2 separate regions of the Homo sapiens genome follow, and region 1 is linked to region 2. A link is an interaction called in ENCODE POLR2A ChIA-PET data of the cell type or tissue named here. Cell type or tissue: CD4-positive, alpha-beta T cell. All regions are shown on one strand. Links, peaks and the distances in the headings refer to the core of each region. The heading gives the core; the rest is flanking DNA.

Region 1 (9,961 bases), core at 2,554-7,553, 96 kb after region 2:
ACCAAAAATCTAATTCTGCCTCATCCCTCCTGAGGAGATGACAAATAGGGATCAGGCACACCTGGGTGGCTCAAGTTAGAAAACAAATTAACTCATTTTGCAGAATCTGGAGACGTCTGGTCTGGAGAACTGACAGTGCCCTCTCTTTGGGCATAGTATGACTGTAGGTTGTCTTTGGGTGGTCTTCATATGGAATGTACTGTGTTTGCCATGTTCCCTAGGAGATCTGGCCTCAGAAATGGCCCTGTGATGGTATGTGAACATACTGTCCTGTAACTGAGATGATAGCTTGCACATTCAGACAGACAAAGCCAGTTACAAAACTAAAAGTTGGTCTCTGAAACATTTGCTTTCGGGGAAAACAGCAAATGTTCACAGAAGCAAAGTTCTGGGTTAAAGACATTTTAAGTATCCAATAAGGAATTCTCAGCAAACACCAGCTGGTGATTCCTCAGATATGATGTGGGAAAGGAACCTGATAGGTGATCTTTTTGCACCCTATAAGACTGCAGCCTGTCGGGGGTTGGGGGCAGAAAGAGAGCATTTATTAATTCATTATTTCATTCAACATTTGCCTACCATGGGAGGCTGTACTAGGTACTGGGAATATAATTGTGAAGAAGGGAGACACCATTTCTGTTGTCAACGAAGCCCACAGAGAAGTTCCAAAATTTCAGAATGCTGGAATTTCTGGTTACTAGAGACCTTGAAGATAATAATTTCTTGTAATTCTTTACCTGGTTGTGTCACAGACTTTGAAAACCAATGAAAACCAGAGATGTTGCCCTACCTAAACACACACACACACACACACACACACACATCCATACACACAATCTTGCATATAATCTCACAGGTCCATGGATGTATTGACCAGCTCCTGGATTCCATATTGAAAATCCCTTGCAGCCCAGCTCCAATACTAGTACCAGGCCACTCACCTCTCAGGAAAGTTTGGGAAGACGTAGATAATGGCAACTTGGGTGAAAATTACACAGTGCTCTCTTCCCAGCACATGTTGTGATTTTCTACAACTTCAGAAATAACTGGGGTGGACCAAGAAGCTATTATTCCTCGCAGGCCCTACAATCTAGGCAAAGCTTTGAAATGTGCTCGGACAATTTTATCAGAGATCTATTTTCCTTGATCTGAGGCTTAGGGGGCAGTATAGATGAGATTAATGGCATTTGGGATCAGTGATGGTTTATCCAGGAGAGAATGCATAGTACCTGTAACCAGGAGCCTGAATAGGAGGCAACATAGCATAGAGGTTAGAATCCTGACTTTCCCACTTGGATGACATTGGGCAAAGGACTTCACCACTTTGTGCCTCAGTTTCCTCATCTCTAAAATGGGTTTAGCAATAGTGCCTACCTCATAGCATTTTTATGAGAATTAAATTAGCTGAAGTACATAAGGCACCTAATAAGTGTGCAATGCTCATTGGCTCTGATTATTAAGTGTCAAACACCATATCAAGTGTTTGACATACCTTATTTCATGTAATAGTCCCATAAACCCTGACAGGTTCGCATTGTCATCCCATCAAGGAAGAGGTGGAGAGTCAGAGAGGTTAAGTAATTAACAACCTGTGTCACCTAAAGTGAGTGGCAGGGTCAGGAATTGAACCAGGTTTGAGGAGGTCCTAACTAGGTTGAACTACTGACCTTCATAAAAGTTTGGCACTACAGACCAGCTTTATAGGACAAAAAAACCTTCTTTCAGAGCTCCTTTTTCTCGCCTTCCTGACAGCTCCCTAGCAGACCTCTTCCCATGTGGGTAGGGAGATAAGGTTCCTAGACACTGGGACACTGGTCTCCATGACCCCTCTGTGCTGCCCACAGCCCTATAGTAATGAGCGTGCTAAAGGCCTGGTGGCATTTCTACCACGGGAAGTCTCCTCTCCAAATCCAAAAGTGGCCTCAAACAGTCAGTGTTTTCAGTTGAGCTCATTTATCGCTCAGAGGGAGGCACTTGGGACATTTTATTCATTACATGATGCAGGAGATTTATTGGAGACCAGAGGGCTCAACGGAAAACATTCTTGGTTTATTTCCAGCCAGAAAGGCTTGTTTGAGAGATGCAATCAGCCATTTAGTATTAGCTTCTTGAATCAAAGTGGATCCTGAATCACAGAGTTCTCTGTTTCTCAGGAGAGACACACAGACATCTGAGGAGTCTTGCCTCTCTATAGTGGTTTGCAGCATGGCTAGCACCATTGCCAGAGACACTGGCACTCTGTCAAGCAATGTTCTGTGGTCCATGGCTATTCACATCTTAACCTTGCCTTAATTCTACTTCATTGTGAGTTTGGGCATGTTTCTTTATTTCTTCCCCTCTCTGTGTGTTAGTTTCTCCATCTGGAAAATGAGGATACTAATATTACCCACCTCATAGGAATGTTTTAAGGATAAAATGAGTAAATAATTCTAAAGTGCCTAAAATAGAGCCTGGCATATACACAATGAATGCACAATAAATATTAGCCACTGCTCTTGCTGTTGGCATTATTAATATCCTCCCGGGTAATAATTTGGGTTTGCGTTAGTATCAAGGAAACCTGATGAAATGTCTTCATAAATTATCAGGGTTTGAATGACACACAGCCTTGAAAATGTTGGCTCCTTTTAAGTCAAGAGGGACCTAGAGTAGAAGGATTGTGAACATTCACAGGATAGTTGACCAGAAATGAAGTATTTGACACCATTCTTGCAACTCCTAAGTAGCTAAATAGCGTCAGGGTTAGGAGTTGGACTTTCTCATGAGATCAAGATAAATGTAAGCTGTGGAATTTTTACTTTGCATAGGATTTCTTCATCCAATCAGCAGCCCTTTGCAGATACCTACAATGTGTCAGAACCTGCTTAAGCCTTCACATCTAGGAAGGCTAAAGGTTGAGTTTGTCTGTTTCATCCTGTCTTGGCTGATCACATGCACATACAACCACACACTCACTTGCATACAAACATATAAGTATGAGGAGAATTCAAAATGTTCATGGAAAAATGAGATTAAAAGATAAAAGTTTAAAGATGTAAACTTTACTTCTCAACATAAGCACCATCACATTCAAGATACTGTTATAAGCTATGATAGCGGCCATTTAGTCCATCCCTAAAGAACTGAGGGTCCTGGGAATTTAATCACATCAATGCAATCTTTCTTACATTGTTAACTAAAGAAAAATGGGTGCCCTTTGAAGATTTTTAAAGATTAAGTAACAAAAAAAAAAAAGTCAGAAGGAGTCAAATTTGGACTATAAGGTGGATGCCTAATGGCTTCTCCATAGAAATTCTCAAAAAAATTGCCTTTGTTTGATGAGAATAATGAGCAGGAGCATTGTCATGTCATGATGGAGGAAGACTCTCTGGTGAAGCTTTTCGATACATTTTTTCTTCAAAAGCTTGGGCTACCTTTCTGAAAACACTCTCATAATTAGCAGATGTTATCGTTCTTTGACCTTCCAGAAAGTTAACAAACAAAATGCCTTGAGCATCTCAGACAACGGCTGCCATGACCTTGGCTCTACACTGGTCCACCTGCTTTGACTTGTCCACTTTTGCTTTGACTGGACCACTTCCACCTCTTGGTAGCTATTCCTTTGATTGTGCTTTGTCTTCAGGATCACACACATAAGGCCATGTTTCATCTCCTGTTATAATTCTCAAAGAAATGCTTCAGGATCTTGATCCCACTTGTTTAAAATTTCCATTGAAAGCTCAGCTCTTGGTTGCAGCTGATCTGGGCACAATGGTTTTGGCAACCACTGAGTGGAAAGTTTGCTCAACTTTAATTTTTCAGTCAGATTTGTGTAAGCTGAACCAGTTGAGATGTCTATGATGCTGGCCATTGTTTCTGCTGTTAATCATTGGTCCTCTTCATTTAAGTCACAAATAAGATTAATTTTTTTCTCCCAAATTGATGTGGATGGCATATCGCTGCAGGCTTCATCTTCAACATCATCTTGTCCCTTCTTCAAACAAGTTATCTGTTTGTAAGCTGCTGATTTCTTTGGGACATTGTCCTGATGAACTTTTCATAAAGCATCAATGATTTTTTCATTCTTCCACCTAAGCTTCACCAAAAATTTTGGTGTGTGTTCTTGCTTCAATTTTAGCAGAATTCATGTTGCTCTGAGAGAGGATCTTTTCAAACATGTCTTATCCTTGTTAGTGCCTCAAACTAGATCCTGTTCAGATATATCAAGTTAGTGAGAGTTTATTTTGGTGCAAAAAAAAAAATTTGAAATCTATGTATAGTTTTTTCATAGCACGTATTTTTCATGGAACTTTTGGAAGACCCGTCATATAGACACACTCACACAATGGATGCATGTATTGTCAGTGAAGTTATGTTGGCTTCTGAAACTCAAGGGATTTTGCTGAAACTCATGAAACTCAAGGGATTTTACTGAAAAGTCTCAGCCTCAATTGGTTCCTCTTACATTTGCATATTCTGTCTGCCAGGTGGCAAGGTAGAATTGACTGTAATAAGAAAGAAACTACCATTGAGCTCCAATTATTGTCCATGCCTCAGAGTTGATTTTTAACCTGAGAGTGACAGCAGCCACCTGGGCCAGGGGCAGACAGGTAGTTTGCCTCACCTGGAATCAGAGGCTCCCCTATCAGCCTTATCTTCAAGAAGCTGATAGGAATGCTTTGTTTTTCTTTTGTGTGCTGGACAAGGAGAGGCCCCGGAAGGTCTGTCATGTAGATTGACAGTTTCCTTTTGTAAGACTGGCCAACTGAGGCCAAAGTTGAAAATGTCAGTAAAAACAAATAGTATTGCAAAAGGGCCTTATGCATTTCCTTCTCTATCCTCTCATTGCCCCATCAGCCGAGTGCTGCATGAGTGGCTTAAGAGAACACCATTAGGCTTGAAAAAGAGTGAACTGCAAAAACACATTTTCTCCATTTCACCTAGTTGTTATTTTCCCCCCATGTGCTAATGATGCAAACAAAAGAAAATAAAAATAATAGACATTGGCTTATGTCTTTTCAAGTTCCATTTCTTGTTTCTTCTTTTACTATTTTCAGAATCAAGGAAGATAATACAGAATTTTAACAGTTTTCTTACCTCATTTTGCATTTGTTAGACATTGTTTCCTCGTGGTTGAGACCTGCTTCCTGCTCAGGAAAGAGAAAGCAGTGGTTGCCCATACAATTCAATAATAATGACTCTTTGTCATTATTTAACAGTTGTTTAGGTGTGCCTCTCTCCTTTCTTCAGTTGCACTAATGATAGAAAAGGATCCTTGGGCACATAGTAAAGTGGTTCAAATCATGGGTTTGGGTGGTAAACAGGTCTGAGATAGATTTCCTGCTCTGCCACTTAAGAGCTGGGTGACGTTGGGGAGTCATTTAATTTTTCTGAGCTTCACCCATAAATAATACATACATACATAAAACTCACCTTTCAGGTTTCTGAAGATGATGCAACACAGAATCTCAAAGGTACTGGGTACCCAGGGACACTGCAGTAATAGGTCCCCTCTCCTATTGCTGTCAGCTCAGAAATACAGAACAGAGCAACTGGGATTCAGAAAGGAGACTATAGGCTCTAGATAGAGGTACTCACTCACTTCCTTGGGCAACTCACTTCCCTGAGCCTCAACTTTCTTGTTGGTAAATAAGTGGAATCTTCCTACCCACCACTAGAACTGTGCAAGGAAGAGATGGAGCTGGTTAATGCCAGTTCTGTCTGATTCCAGACCTGGTTCTTAACTAACAACAAGGAGTGGTGCCTGGCCAGGCACTTGGGGCATTGTCCCAAGAGGATGTCAACATGTCTTCTTAGAGAAGGACAGTCATTGAGGCCTGAGGAAGTGTTCAGGAGGAATAAGCTTCACCAGGATAGTTTCAATGACTTAACCCTTTGCATGCAGTTTCCTCAAGTGTAAACCGGGGGTCATATAGTCCCAGGAGTTTTCAATTACAGCCTTTGAAGTCTTTTGAGATTGTTACACAGGATCAAGTAGAAGAGGATGATTTCTAGCTCTCTATTGGAATTTCAGATTAATGTCTACAAAACTCACTAAAGTCCTTGTATTGAATAATTCTTTACCCAACTGATAGCAGTTAGGCTTCATTTTCAATGCCATTAACTCTGAGAGCAAACGACAGGCTTTTGGTCTGCCAATATATTAAAAGTGTGTTTCTGAGGAAATTTCAATGAGTCATTCGTTTATATAACAAATACTTGTTGAGCATCTACTTTCTATTGGGTACTGTTATAGGGATTAGAGATAACAGCTGCAAGCAAGTAAAAGGCCCTTGCTTTCTCAGAGCTTTCATTCCAGGAAGGAGAGAAAGAGAGTAACCACACACATCAATAGATGACCAGGCTGTTGTGAAGACACAAAAGCCAAATGAGTTGAGGGAGAGACTGGGGGTTAGACAAGGGTGTTTAGGGAAGCACTCTAAAGTGAGGTGACGTGGAGTTAAAATTCTGAATGATAAAAAAAATGAACCACCTATGTGACCATTTGAGGATGGAACATTCCAGACAGAGAGGAAGGCAGATACAAATATTCTAGGATGGGAAGGAGCTCAGAATGTCTGAGAGAATTGAAGACAAGCTTTGTGCTTAGAGCAGAGCAAGCTACTTTGAGGTTAGAGAGGGAGCCAGGAGCCAGATTATGTTGGTTTTAGCCATAATAAGAACATTTATACTGGGTATGAACATAAACTCTTGGAGGTTGTAAGCCAGGGAGAGATCACTTGATTGTGAAAAAATGCTCATAACATAAGATTAAGTGGAAAAATGACTCTTAAATCTAGAACTGTATATTCAGTACCATTTCAATTATGCAAGCATATGTGTGAGTATGTATATTTGTGTGTATGTGTGTATGTGTATATAGATACATACTTTATGTATATATGCATAAAGTACGTGTGTGCATGTGTGCACGTGTGAATGTGTGTATTCAGTAAACAAACTGGAAGAAGATATAGAAAAGTGTTTGCTGTAGTTTTTGTAGTGGTGGACTTATTTTCCTTCATTGCTTTCCTGTGTTTTGTAAGTTTTCTGTAAGTTTGTATGACATCAATAATCAAAATTAAATCATTTGCTTTTTAAAAACTTTGTTGCAGAGCAATCAATGGAGAGAATGTAAGAGTGATATTATTTTACCATGTCTTTTCTCAGATTTGAGCTTAATATCATGGTGCTTTGGAATGCTGGAGTGAATTTTGAAGGCTCTGGCTAGCAGAGAAGTTTATTTGGCTTTTTGTTTGTTTGTTCTTTTTTTTTTTTTTTTTTTGAGATAGAGTCTCGCTCTGTCACCCAGGCTGGAGTGTAGTGGCATGATCTCGGCTCACTGTAACCTCTGCCTCCTGGTTCAAGTGATTCTTCTGCCTCAGCCTCCCAAGTAGCTGGGACTACAGGCATGTGCCACCACACCTGACTAATTTTTGTATTTTTTTTTTTTTTTTTTTTTGAAACGGAGTCTTGCTCTGTCGCCCAGGCTGGAGTGCAGTGGCGCGATCTCAGCTCACTGTAAGCTCCGCCTCCCAGGTTCATGCCATTCTCCTGCCTCAGCCTCCGGAGCAGCTGGGACTACAGGCGCCCGCCACCACGCCCAGCTAATTTTTTATATTTTTAGTAGAGACGGGGTTTCACCGTGTTAGCCAGGATGGTCTCGATCTCCTGACCTTGTGATCCGCCCGCCTCGGCCTCCCAAAGTGCTGGGATTACAGGCTTGAGCCACCGCGCCCGGCCTAATTTTTGTATTTTTAGTAGAGACGGGGTTTCGCCATGTTAACCAGGCTGGTCTTGAGCTCCTGACCTCAGGTGATCCACCCACCTCGGCCTCCCAAAGTGCTGGGATTGTAGGCATGAGCCACCGCGCCCGGCCTTATTTGACTTTTTAAGGAGTCTGTCCTAAACTGAACTTATTACTGTCTCCAAATTATTTATGCAAAAGAATCTAACATTTCTATTTCTTCCCATAGATTTGAATATAACCTGCCGCTTTGCAGGTGTATTCCACGTGGAGAAAAATGGTCGCTACAGCATCTCTCGGACGGAGGCCGCTGACCTCTGCAAGGCTTTCAATAGCACCTTGCCCACAATGGCCCAGATGGAGAAAGCTCTGAGCATCGGATTTGAGACCTGCAGGTAAGAGACCAGCACCCGACCACTGGGGAAAGCTGGCGGCCTGGGACCAGGCAGCTGGGCTTAGAACTGGAAGGCTCCTTTCCCACAGCTGAATGGATTATTGCCTAAGGAGTCAACCCCACGTATTAATTTGGCCAAGTCAATCTGCAACCTGTATGACAACTGGAGTTTAAAGTCAGCTAAAGACACCTTTGTGAATCATAGAGCGGGAACCCAGAGGAAGCCATTAGGGGTCCTCTCGGCTGGAATCCTCTTGTCTAACCTGCTTCCACAGAGCTCTCCTGGCTTTGAAGAAGCTGCAGTATCATTGTCAGAACCACAAGAAAACATAAACCAAATAACAGTGTTTGAAATAAATATGTGGCTGTTAGAGTCTTGGCCCTGCAGACTTGGATCAAAGCAGACTTTTCAAACTACTCTCTCTTACTCTCTCTTAAAAAAAATTTTTTTTGGTTTCTCTTCTATGTTTCTCTGGTTTGAAAAAGTAAATAAAAAGGCATGAAAGTTATTAAGCTATATTATATTAAGATATATTATTTTTGGGAGCCCTGAGAGGGCTCCTACCAGTTATTCTAGAGCTGCATAGAGCCTTCCTCAAACTATGGCTCCAAGCAAGATAATCACAACAAGCAAGGACTTTATTTTTTGAATTTCCAATGGCCTTGCGGTAAGCGGTGCACAAGAAGAGCAAGCCACGGTGGCAATCACAGTGAATTGTTGTGGTTCGATTTGTTTTCACTAGAAGAGGACTGAGTAACCTCTGCAACTGCTCTGAAGTTTCTACCCCAGCCTGTAGCTGTGCTTTTGCAGTGTCTTTAGGTAATATGATTCCCCTTTCTCTGCAACACACACTCACATGCACACAGACTGCTTTTGAAAAGTCAAGCTGCAGAACTCTACGGAAACCATGAAGTGTAAGTTAAGTGCTTCTATCCTCCAACACTGGGTACAGTCATGCACCCACATTATGAGTGATGGCTGAGACTCTTGCTGAAAGGGAAAAGGAAAGTCTTTTGCCTAAAATTGCCCTGTCTGATATGGTAGCCACTAACCACATGTGGTGACTTACACTTAAACTAATTAAAATACTAAAATTAAAACTTTAGTTCTTCACTAGCACTAACTACATTTTAAGTGCTCGGTTAGTCACCGATGGCCAGTGGCTACTGTACTGGATGACCCAGGTTAGAGAACATTTCCATCATTGCAGAAAGTTCTATTGAGGAGCACTGCTCTAAAATAAAGAGCAGATGTACATAGACATCTGTATGTGTTCAGAGCTAGGTCTGGGGGAATATGAAAGGAGCAGAGAGAGGGAGAAAGCTCTGGTGGCTACTGAACTTGCACTGTAGGATGCAATGAAAAAAGGCCATTTAGCAAATCCATTATTCTATTCCCAAGGCTAATTGTTTAATTATGGCCCTGACTAGGCCACTGGCCTAAGAAAGTGAATTTAGTAAGCTGAACTTTGATTGTGAAATACAAACAAGGCATACTTGCAAAATATAGATATGCTGCCATGTGCTGAGGACCAGGGGAGTTCTTACAACTGCCACTGGCCAATCATCAAGCACTTAGATGCTGGGAGCCCTACTGCCCACCTGGCCAAACCCCTCACTTAATCCTCAAACTGCAGTATTGGTCAATATTATCACCTCATTTTATGGATGAAGCAGCCGAGGCTTAGCGAATTTGCACACACAGCCTGCCTATGGAGGAGTTAGGATTCTGGTTCTGCTTAGCCTCAGCCCAGGACAGGATTTTAATGACCAAGTCCTCCTCAGGGGCTTAAAAGGGGAGGAAAGTATGCTTCCTGGATTTGCTGAATATTCTTTCCTCC
Region 2 (9,961 bases), core at 1,695-6,694:
CATTTCACCAAAGAATACATCAGAGTCAAATATGCACATGGAAAAGTTCTTAACACCATTAGTCACTGGGGCAATGCAAATTACATAATGAAATGTAATAATGAAATTGTATTAGTCTGTTCTCATATTGCTATAGGGAAATACCCCAGACTGGGTAATTTATAAAGGAAAGAGGTTTAATTGACTTACAGCTCTGACTGGTTGGGGAGGCCTCAGGAAACTTACCATCATGTTGGAAGGCAAAGGGAAAGTAAGCTTGGACCTTCTCACATGGCAGCAGGAGAGAGAAGAGTGAGTAAGAGAGGAACTGTCAAACACTTATGAAATCATCAGATCTCGTGAGAACTCACTCACTATCATGAGAACAGCATGAGAGGGACCACCCCCATGACCCAATCACCTCCCACCAGATCTCTCCCTCAACACCTGGGGGATTACAATTCAAGATAAAATTTGGGTGGGGACACAAAGCCTAACTACATCAGAAATACCTAATATGGGCACATATTGGAATGGCAAAAATTTAAAAAGACTGACCATACCAAATGTTAATGAGGATGTAGGAGAGCTGGGATTCTCATATATGGAACTCTCAGATATGGCTGGAGGGAGTGTAAAGTAGTACAAACACTTTGGAAAACAGTTCAGCTGTGTCTTAGAAAGTTAAACACATAGCTAACATACGACCCAGTCATTCTATTCTTAGGTATTTACCTAAGATAAATGAAAGCATACAACCATATAAAGACTTATTTATGAATGTTCATAGCAGTTTTATTTCTAATAGCCCCAAACTGGAAACAACCCAAAAGCCCATCAGCAGATGAATGCACAAACTGTATTTAAAACAGTTATCAAACAAATTGGAATATTACTCATCAATAAAAAGGAATGAATGATTGATGCACACGTTAATATGGAGAAAATAGTTTTGCTGAATGAAAGAAGCCAGACAAGAAAGAGTACATAGTGTGGGATTCCAGTTATATAAAATTCTAGAAAATGTAAACTAATCTATAGTGACAGCAGATCAGTGGTTACATGGGGATGGGGTAGGGAACGGATGGGAAGACATGAGAGGGAGGGATTACTAAGGGGAATAAGGAAACTTTTAGGGTATATGGATATGTTCATTATCTTGAAGGTAGTGATTGTTTCATGGGTTTATACTTATGTCAGAATTTATCAGATTGTATGCTCTAAATATGTGCAGTCTATTGTATAATGATTATCCCAAATACACCTGTTAAAAAGTGTGTTAATAAAGTTTTGACCATTGATCACAATTATTACATAGCCATTTACCTCAATTCACCAGTATTTGCGGAGCACTGGTGTAATGCAATTAGCTATAATCAAACCACAAAATGGCAGTAATGTAAATATCTGATGGTTTTAGATTTTTTCCAAACTCATCATAATTAAATTGTAATAGTTGACTGGTTTGAAGGAGTTCAGATGACTCAAAACAGATTCTTCCTAGGAAGGTATAGAGAGTTTCAATTTACAGATATAATGGTTATTGAAAATCTGTTATAATGTAAGAAAATAAATTAAAAACATATTTTTTAAAATGAGGGAAGGACATCTCCAAAATTAAAAAATGAGCTCTCTGTATTTAAAATAGGATTTGGCTTACAAAGCCTTCAATTGCACTTAACTTTTGTGAGAAATATTTATCCCTTAAAAGGATGTGTAGTCAAAGTGGTCACACTGACCCAGAACAGTAGCCAATCAACATTATTTTTATAGATTTGTGTGGACTTGGTTTCAAAATTGTTGTTTTTTCCTAATTTAAAATTTTATTTTTGAAATTCATTCATTGGGTTCCAAAGTCCTGCCCTTGTGAATAAATGGATGTATTCATACACATATTTGGTTGTTTATAAAATCTGCTTTGCATTTTCACACCATTGCAATGTTGTTCTAAGGTCATAGAATTACTTTTAAGAACAACATTAATACAATTCATAATGTTGATTTTTCTTCATGCTAAAGTGCTTTACATGTATCCCTATAGCCGTGTACTAGCTGCCTTTGCCTGGTTACGGCAAAGTATATATATATATATATATATTTTTTTATTATACTTTAAGTTCTAGGGTACATGTGCACAACATGCAGGTTTGTTACATATGTATACATGTGCCATGTTGATGTGCTGCACCCATTAACTCATCATTTACATCAGGTATATCTCCTAATGCTATCCCTCCCCCCTCCCCCCACCCCACAACAGGCCCTGGTGTGTGATATTCTCCTTCCTGTGTCCAGGTGTTCTCATTGTTCAATTCCCATCTATGAGTGAGAACATGCATTGTTTGGTTTTTTGTCCTACTGCAAGGTATTTTTAATCATTTGAGAGAGAAGGGTTTTTCTTTAAATCCATAGCTATTATAAGGCAAACCATTCTCAGCACTGGTGGGTAGTTTCATGGACTTATTATGCAAAGGAAATCATATCAGCAGTGATGAGCAGTTGAAGATTTCTCAGGTAGAAGTACAAAGATGAGACAGAGTCAGTCCAAAGCATTGGCAACTAAGTCTCAAAGTAAGGTAGCATTTGTGGAAATAAAGGGGGTAGTGGATCCTAGCTATAGTGTGGAAACAAGTAGAAGTTGGCTTATTGAGTGTGCTCATCAGCAAGTCATGCAGGGACCTCAGAAGCTGGTAGAGGGAAGAGAAGAAAGCTTGGAACTGCCAAGCCCAAGATGAGGGTGCCAAGGCTGTAAAATAGGACTGGTCTCTGATGGAGTCATAGAGAGGCCATCAGCATCACATTAAGTAAACAATACGTGGCTCCTTGAGCTAATAGGCCAGCATCTATAACTAAGTGGAAACTTTTTGGCAAGAAAGGCAAGATCCCAGGCTCTTCTAGAACAGAGGTTAACAAACTTTGGCCTTTGGGCCAAACATAGCCCGTGACCTGTCACAGCTTTACTTGTTGATAAATAATGCTGTACAGAAGCACATGTCTGTTCACATGTTACAATGACAGAATTGAGGAGTTGTGACAGATACTGCAGGGTTTGCAAAGCCAAAAATATACTCTATCTAGCCCTTTGCAGAAAATGTTTGGCAACCTCTGTCCTAGAAGATGGTGAGGCTTGGAGGCAGTATTGTGTTTCCAAGTGATATGTTTATCATGGACTGAGGGAAACCACTGAAAAGAAGGAAATGGCAAGGTTTAGGCAGGATGTCAAGACCGTATCTGAATAGTCTAGAGTCCAAGACCCCAGGTGTAGGCAGAAACCAAAGCAAAAGATCTCTCCTATTGATTGGACAAACATGGGGAGGATTAAGGCAAGAATGAGGCTCATTAGGCTTGTGAAATCCAAGCGCACCTTATAATAGATATAGACAATTCCAAAGCAAGGACAGCAAGTCCAGTTTCAATGATTGGCTGATGGGTTTCAGCCAATGGTCAGTTTGAAATGCTCAGTGCTGAGTGGGGCTGGGAAGGCAGAGACTGCCCCGGGAGTAAGGAACTATTAAGTCCAAATAACCTGGATCTTTCTGCTAGACAATAAGAGGATGGCGCTATCCTCTCTACTTCCTGTTCAATATAGTAGCTCATCACACTCATCAACAAAAGGAATGCAATGGAAATTAAAATATCTCCCAGATATGGTTGTCAGATTTAGCAAATAAAAATACAGAACACCTAGTTAAATTTGAATTTCAGATACACAAAGAAAAAAATTTAATGTAAGTTTGTCTGAAATATTGCATTGGACATAATTATACTAAAATTATTTATTATTTGAAATTCTAATTTCAGTGAGAGTCCCGCATTTTGTCTGGCAACACAATTCCCCGGAAACTGGCCACCTTTGTGATAAATTATGATTAACAAAACAATGTTTTAACTTCTGGGGCAGTAAGAAATTTCTAGACCTCTGGTCCTTTTTGTTTCTCCCTCTGTCTACATACTTCCTTTCCCACCTCCTTTTATCTCCTCTCTATCACTTCCATTTCAAGGCTTGTCCAGGAGGGAGGACCAGTCACATCTGTCAATACTTCCAAGAATTATCATATGGCTTTAACTCTCATTGATTAAACCAGAGAAAGGCTGGAAACAGAGAAAGAAGAAGTCAACCTTCTTAAAGTGACTCACAGGAAGGAAACCTGGTGGACGGACAGTTTGACGATTGGTTTCTGACTCACTGGAGATTTCTTTGCTAGAGATATGCATCATTAATTTGGTATCAACAAACCATTGACATTTCCCGGGCAGTACACAGAATGCTGTCGTGGTAAAAACAGGTTTAGATTAACTGCTGGGCACTTCCTGGTTCCAAACATTAAATTAAAATGGAGATTTTTGGGTTTCATGGAAATCTCTGAGATAAAAAGCAGAAGACTCTGTGAGAACCACGCTCACAGTTTTCAGGCATCACCCCAGCACTATATTCTGTGAAGATGTTCTTGGGAAAGGTTCAAGAGAAGTCAAATCTGTGTAACTTGCTGTATGCTGTGGTCACAGTGGATAAACCTCACCTGCAGTGAAGAGGATGTGGGCAAAGATTATGCTCAGTGATGACTTTAGAAGCTTGGGCAATATGTAAAAAACACTTACAAAACATTAAACTGATGGGATTTTCATTATTCTTCCCTACCAATCATTCTCTAGTGACCTTTCCACCACTGTGACAGTATTGGAGGCACCCATGAGGATCTCCCTCTGAGAAAGAACTTGCTGTTCAGCTGCAAGGAGTGCAGTTAGTTTGCAGCCCCCAGCTGTTTGCACCTTAGCATTGTCTCATCTTTGAAGCTCAGGCCATCCTCTTCTTGGGCAGCCCCCAGAGAAGGGCTGAGCACAGAGGGGTTGCTATGGCTTGGCCATTTCTTTCAACATGGGGCTCCTCAAATGAGCAATATTTGTTTTCGAAATGCCCATGAAGTGAGCCAAAACTTTGTCAGGTCTGCACTGAGCTCTGAGGCTCATGCAGTCCAATCCTGTTTCCTCCCCATTTTGTCTTCATTTCCCAATGCAATTGATTCAATGATTGTGTCCCCTAAAATTCATATGTGGAAATCCTAACCTCCAAGGTGATGGTATGAGCAGGTGGGGACTTTGGGTGACAATTAGGTCATGAGTGTACAGCCCTCGTGAATGGGATCAGTGCCTTTATAAAAAAGAACCCCAGAGAGCTCTCTCACTCTTTCCACCATGGGAGGATACAATGAGAAGTTGGAATCTGCAACCCAGAAGAGGGCCCTGACCATAACCCAACCATGTTGGCACCCTGATCTTAGACTTCCACCTCCAGAACTGTGAAAAATAAACTTCTGTTGTTTCAGCCACCCAGTCTGTGATACTTTGTTACAGCAGCCAGAACTAACACACCCAAGAAACCTCTTGCTTTCCTAATTCTGCCTTCTTGGCCACTTCCCTGAGAGCACATCTGACACACTATCATGGCTTCAAGGAAGCAGGCAGAATGGGTGCCATTTTAACAAAAGAAAATAAATTTTATGGGGAAAGTTCTTACCAGAAAGGAAGGGGACAAAAGGTTAAGTTCAGTCCTTCCTGCCCAAGAGAGATTGTGAATGAGAAAGAAATAGAGGCAGAGTGTGACCTTCAAATATTAGGGTCTTGCCTCCACTCTTCCTTGGGGTCAAGCCTTGTTGGGGGCGGGCTATAGAAGCATTTAGAAAGGTATTAGGAACCTAAGAACATTGGGCAAGTGACATACTTTCCCACACATGGCCTGGAGGAGGCTGAAAGCACCTAGGAGAAGCCTCGTATTTGTCTTGGCACCATGTCTAACATGGCTTGAATGAGATAGTGCAGCATTAGCAGACAGAGGAACCTTCATAGACAGCAATGTGATGTTTCCCTATGTTTCTACAGGCCCCGGTAAAGGTCAGGGAAATTCAAGGGAGATTGCTGAAAATGTAGAGGCCTGAGGTTGGGAAGTGGAAGCCACTGAGATCAAGGACTTTGATTTCTAGGGACAATGACATTGTCAGTGTTCCACAGCTATGAATGCCATTGCATGCCAATGGAGGGCCTAAACCAGGATCACCTCAGGGGAACTAGCATAGGACCTGATTCCCACATGCATAGTCACATGGTAATGCCACTCCCACCAACCACAGAAACAGGTGCTAACGTTGGGGAACTTAAGGATGCTGGAAGAGACCAAGAGTCCCTGATTGTGTAAGTCTGGTCTTTTCCTCGTTTCTCCACAGGGTTAAGGGCGCACAGGGAAGATTTGATCAGTTACAGAAAACAAAGAAGCTGCATATTTTCGCACAGCTGAGAGTGTGTAAATCAATTAGTGACCCCACTGCATTTGAATAAAACAGCTTACATTTTGAATTTTAGTCCAAGCTATACAGTTAAGAGGGTCAAACTTAGGGTCTCTTAAGTCACATCTGAATAACAGCCACCTGAAGGGAACCTCCATGGGCAGACAAACTTATAGTCTCTCTGTGTGGTGAACGTTTGGCCTTTCTCTAGACCACATTTTCCAAGCAGTGGGAAATGAACTACTGGTGATAACCAAGATGATTTTAGGGGGTGTGTGGACACCATTAATTAACACTGAATACGCCCAAAGTATTTCCAGTTTCTATAAGTCCTGATGACATAAGAGAAAGTTTTTGTGGCACTCTGGTCTTCAACCTCTCTAAAACCTTCCAATTCCTGTCCTTCTCCTAGCATTTTGTTTTTCGGAGACAGGGTCTAGCTCTGTCACCCAGGTTGGAGTGTGGTGGCACCATCAGGGCTCACAGCAGCCTCAACTTCCCAGGCTCAAGTGATCCTCCCACCTCAGCCCCCTGAGTAGCTGGGACTACAGGCATGTGCCACCATGCCCAGCTAATTTTTTTTTGAATTTTAGTAGAGATGAGGTGTTACTATGTTGCCCAAGCTGGTCTCAAACTCCTGAGCTTAAGCGATCCTCCCACCTTGGCCTCCCAAAGAGTCAAGGAGTGATTAAAGGTGTGAGCTACAGTGAGCCACCGTGCCCAGCTCCAATTCCCCTTTTTGACAGTGAGATCAGACTTCAGAGATTCAGTAGCACCCCCCATCCCAATGCTGCCTCTATTCTCCATGCAGCAGCCAAAGTGACCCTCAAAGAGACGTCAAATCGTGTCCATTCTTCACTTAAGAAACTCTCATGGCTCCTCATTTAACTCAGAGGAAAAGCCCAGTGGCCCTCACGGCCCTCCCTGACCTGGCACTTCACACTCCAGCCTCCCCGCTTCCCACCCCCTCACTTACTGCTTCAGCCTCAGTGGACTCTTGATTGGTCTCAGAATGTTCTTTCCCCAGACACCATGACAGCTCACATCCTCTTCTGTCAAGACTTAACCCAGATGCCACCTTCAATGTGGGGGCTCCCCAGGTTATCCTGTCTTGGATTGCAAACCCTCTTCCACTCTATCTCTTGCTCTGCTTCATGTATATGTGTGTGGGCATAATATCGTTTACTTACTTGTATTTTTGTTGTTTAAATAAATGTGTGACTTTTCGTATGTTTATTGCGGCACTATTCACAATAGCAAAGACTTGGAACCAACCCAAATGTCCATCAATGATAGACTGGATTAAGAAAATGTGGCACATATACACCATGGAATACTATGCAGCCATAAAAAGGATTAGTTCATGTCCTTTGTAGGGACATGGATGAAGCTGGAAACCATCATTCTCAGCAAACTATCACAAGGACAAAAATCCAAACACTGCATGTTCTCACTCATAGGTGGGAGTTGAACAATGAGAACACTTGGACACAGGAAGGGGAACATCACACACTGGGGCCTGTTGTGGGGTGCGGGGCGGAGGGAGGGATAGCATTAGGAGATATACCTAATGTAAATGACGAGTTAATGGGTGCAGCACACCAACATGGTACATGTATACATATGTAACAAACCTGCACATTGTGCACATGTACCCTAGAACTTAAAGTATAATAATAAAAAATAAACAAATAAATAAATGTGTGACTTTTATTGCCTGCCTCTGCCACTAGAATGGAGGCTCCATGAGGTCAGGAGCCTGTTGTCTTCATTGCTGTCCCCTCAATCTTTAAAGCAGAGCTCGGTACTTAGTGGTTACTCACATCATATTGACTAATTAAACAAATGAATGTTCCCAGCTCCCACCAGCCCCTCCTACCTGTTATGGTCAATATCATGTCTTCTCTCCCTCAAGGCTCCCTTTTCACCTCCTCCTTTTCCTGGCAAAGCAAACACAACAAACAAAAATCTGCAAGATGCTGGGAGGCCAAGGCAGGTGGATCACTTGAGGTCAGGAGTTCAAGACCATTCTGGCCAACATGGTGAAACCCTGTCTCTACTAAAAATACAAAAATTAGCCAGGTGTGGTGGTGCGCGCCTGTGATCCCAGCTACTCGGGAGGCTGAGGCAGGAGAATCACTTGAACCTGGGAGGTGGAGCTTGCAGTGAGCCAAGATTCCACCACTGCACTCCAGCCTGGGTGACACAGTGAGCCTCCACCTCAAAAAAAAAAAAAATAAAAATAAAAGCAAAACAGAAAAACCTGCAAGATGCCATAGTGCTCCCTTCTCAACTTCATGGAAATTCTGAAATATATATGGGATTCATTTTTCCTTCCAGATGTGCGATTTGGAGGGTGGAGTGTCAAAGGAAGAGAACTGGGGGAATTCTTGACCTGGCTGGGCTCTTCTTTGGCCCCAGCTCCCCGTTCATCCTTCACCTCCCTCCCATCCTGGCTGCTCACATTCCTATGTGGTGAGTTCTGCTCCTCAGCAGTGGAGCAGGGGCTGGACTGGGCAGGGGAGAGTCGCAGGCTCCATGTGTCCAGCCTGCCCTGGTGGACTGATGGTGTTGCCCAGGAAAGGCGTGCGAGGCCACGGCTTCTGACAGCCGCAATCTGGAGTTGCTGTTAGGTCTGATTGAATGATTGACACACCACAAGCAGAAATCTAGAACTCCAGAACGGGTCTGGTGGAAGGAGCCAACTCTGTTTGCAGTTTCCTCTTCTCACCACAGCACAGTGTCGGGTTACCACGGAGATAGGGAGGAACCTTCTGAGACCTCTCCAATGGTGGGTGGCAGCCACAGTCAGCCAGGGAGGACTACACCCAATCCTTGGCTCCGCCCCTCCTCCCACACCCCAAAAGAAGCCACACAGCTAGCCAGAGAGGGGCTGCCTCTGGAATGCACACCAGGGCTTGTCCACACACACTCCCCGGCCCTCTGCGCCTCTTTAGGGAGGTTCCTGCTGCTGGATCTGCTGCCTTCTTCACCTTGAGAGTGCATTTATGTAACAAGAAAACACCTGGGTGTTTTCACAGGTAGGAAGAGATTGGCGGCTGAGCTGTTCTCTCATTTGGATGCAAGGCTGTGAGATGGGGCCTCTGTTGGCCTAGAGGTCCCGAGAAATTGGGAGGAGAGGTGCCAGTAGCAAGCCCCAAGGTCGGGGTTCCTCCTCTAACCTCTCTGTGGGGTGGAGGCATCCACACCAAACCTTAAGAGGGAGCAATGGGTCTAACTGCTAATTCTGAAGGTGAGCAGGCCCGTTTCCACATGCCAATGTCAAAATCCAACCACAGTTTGACAAGCCTTTGGGAACATCCAGTAATTACATAATAGCACTCCCAAACATGACAAGTGCTTTCATCTTTACAAAGACTGTCGTGTTTGTTCTCACTCTCCTCCCCATATGAGTTGCTTCTCTTTCTTTCCCCTATTTTGCAGATAAGAAGGTGGAGGCTCAGGAAGGTAGAGTGACTTTCTACTACTAAAGAACTAGCAGGAAAGTATTTCAAATTCAAGTCTCATGACCCTAAATGCAGGGTATTTCCCAGTGGCTCATGGTAAATGAGTTCCTTAAAAATGAGCCACGCTGAGGCCTGAAACTACAGGGCTTACTGATGTGGCTGCAAGCTGCAGCTCTAAGCCAGAAAGGGGACAAGCTAAGGAGAAGAGGAACCACCTTTGCACTGGCGGACTTCAGC

The links. ChIA-PET counts read pairs that join two places held together with the same protein. Peaks named below come from ENCODE experiments on the same cell type or tissue, not always from the same donor. Only the 100,000 strongest peaks of a DNase experiment are listed, where the experiment ranks them.
Region 1: POLR2A ChIA-PET joins it to region 2 with 10 read pairs; 9 of 35 experiments call an interaction of 5 or more read pairs at or near these places.

Annotation. Positions count from the first base shown.
Region 1 is chr11:35,168,620-35,178,580 of GRCh38, forward strand. It overlaps CD44 (CD44 molecule (IN blood group)), which reads left to right. Exons shown (of 18, transcript NM_000610.4): 2 at 7,956-8,121. Among named protein-coding and RNA genes, the nearest start is that of SNORD164, 11 kb to the left of the region's middle. RefSeq lists an enhancer at 4,440-4,941. In CD4-positive, alpha-beta T cell, for the core only: no CTCF peak of the experiment used is centred there; DNase peaks (open chromatin) are centred at 4,805 and 5,352; H3K4me3 peaks cover 1,600 bases; H3K27ac peaks cover 3,919 bases.
Region 2 is chr11:35,073,692-35,083,652 of GRCh38, forward strand. LOC105376627 (a long non-coding RNA gene) reads left to right here and starts at 9,142. Exons shown (of 4, transcript XR_931194.2): 1 at 9,142-9,961. RefSeq lists enhancers at 4,403-4,452, 9,220-9,339, 9,690-9,839. In CD4-positive, alpha-beta T cell, for the core only: no CTCF peak of the experiment used is centred there; DNase peaks (open chromatin) are centred at 4,170 and 4,480; H3K4me3 peaks cover 1,037 bases; H3K27ac peaks cover 3,462 bases.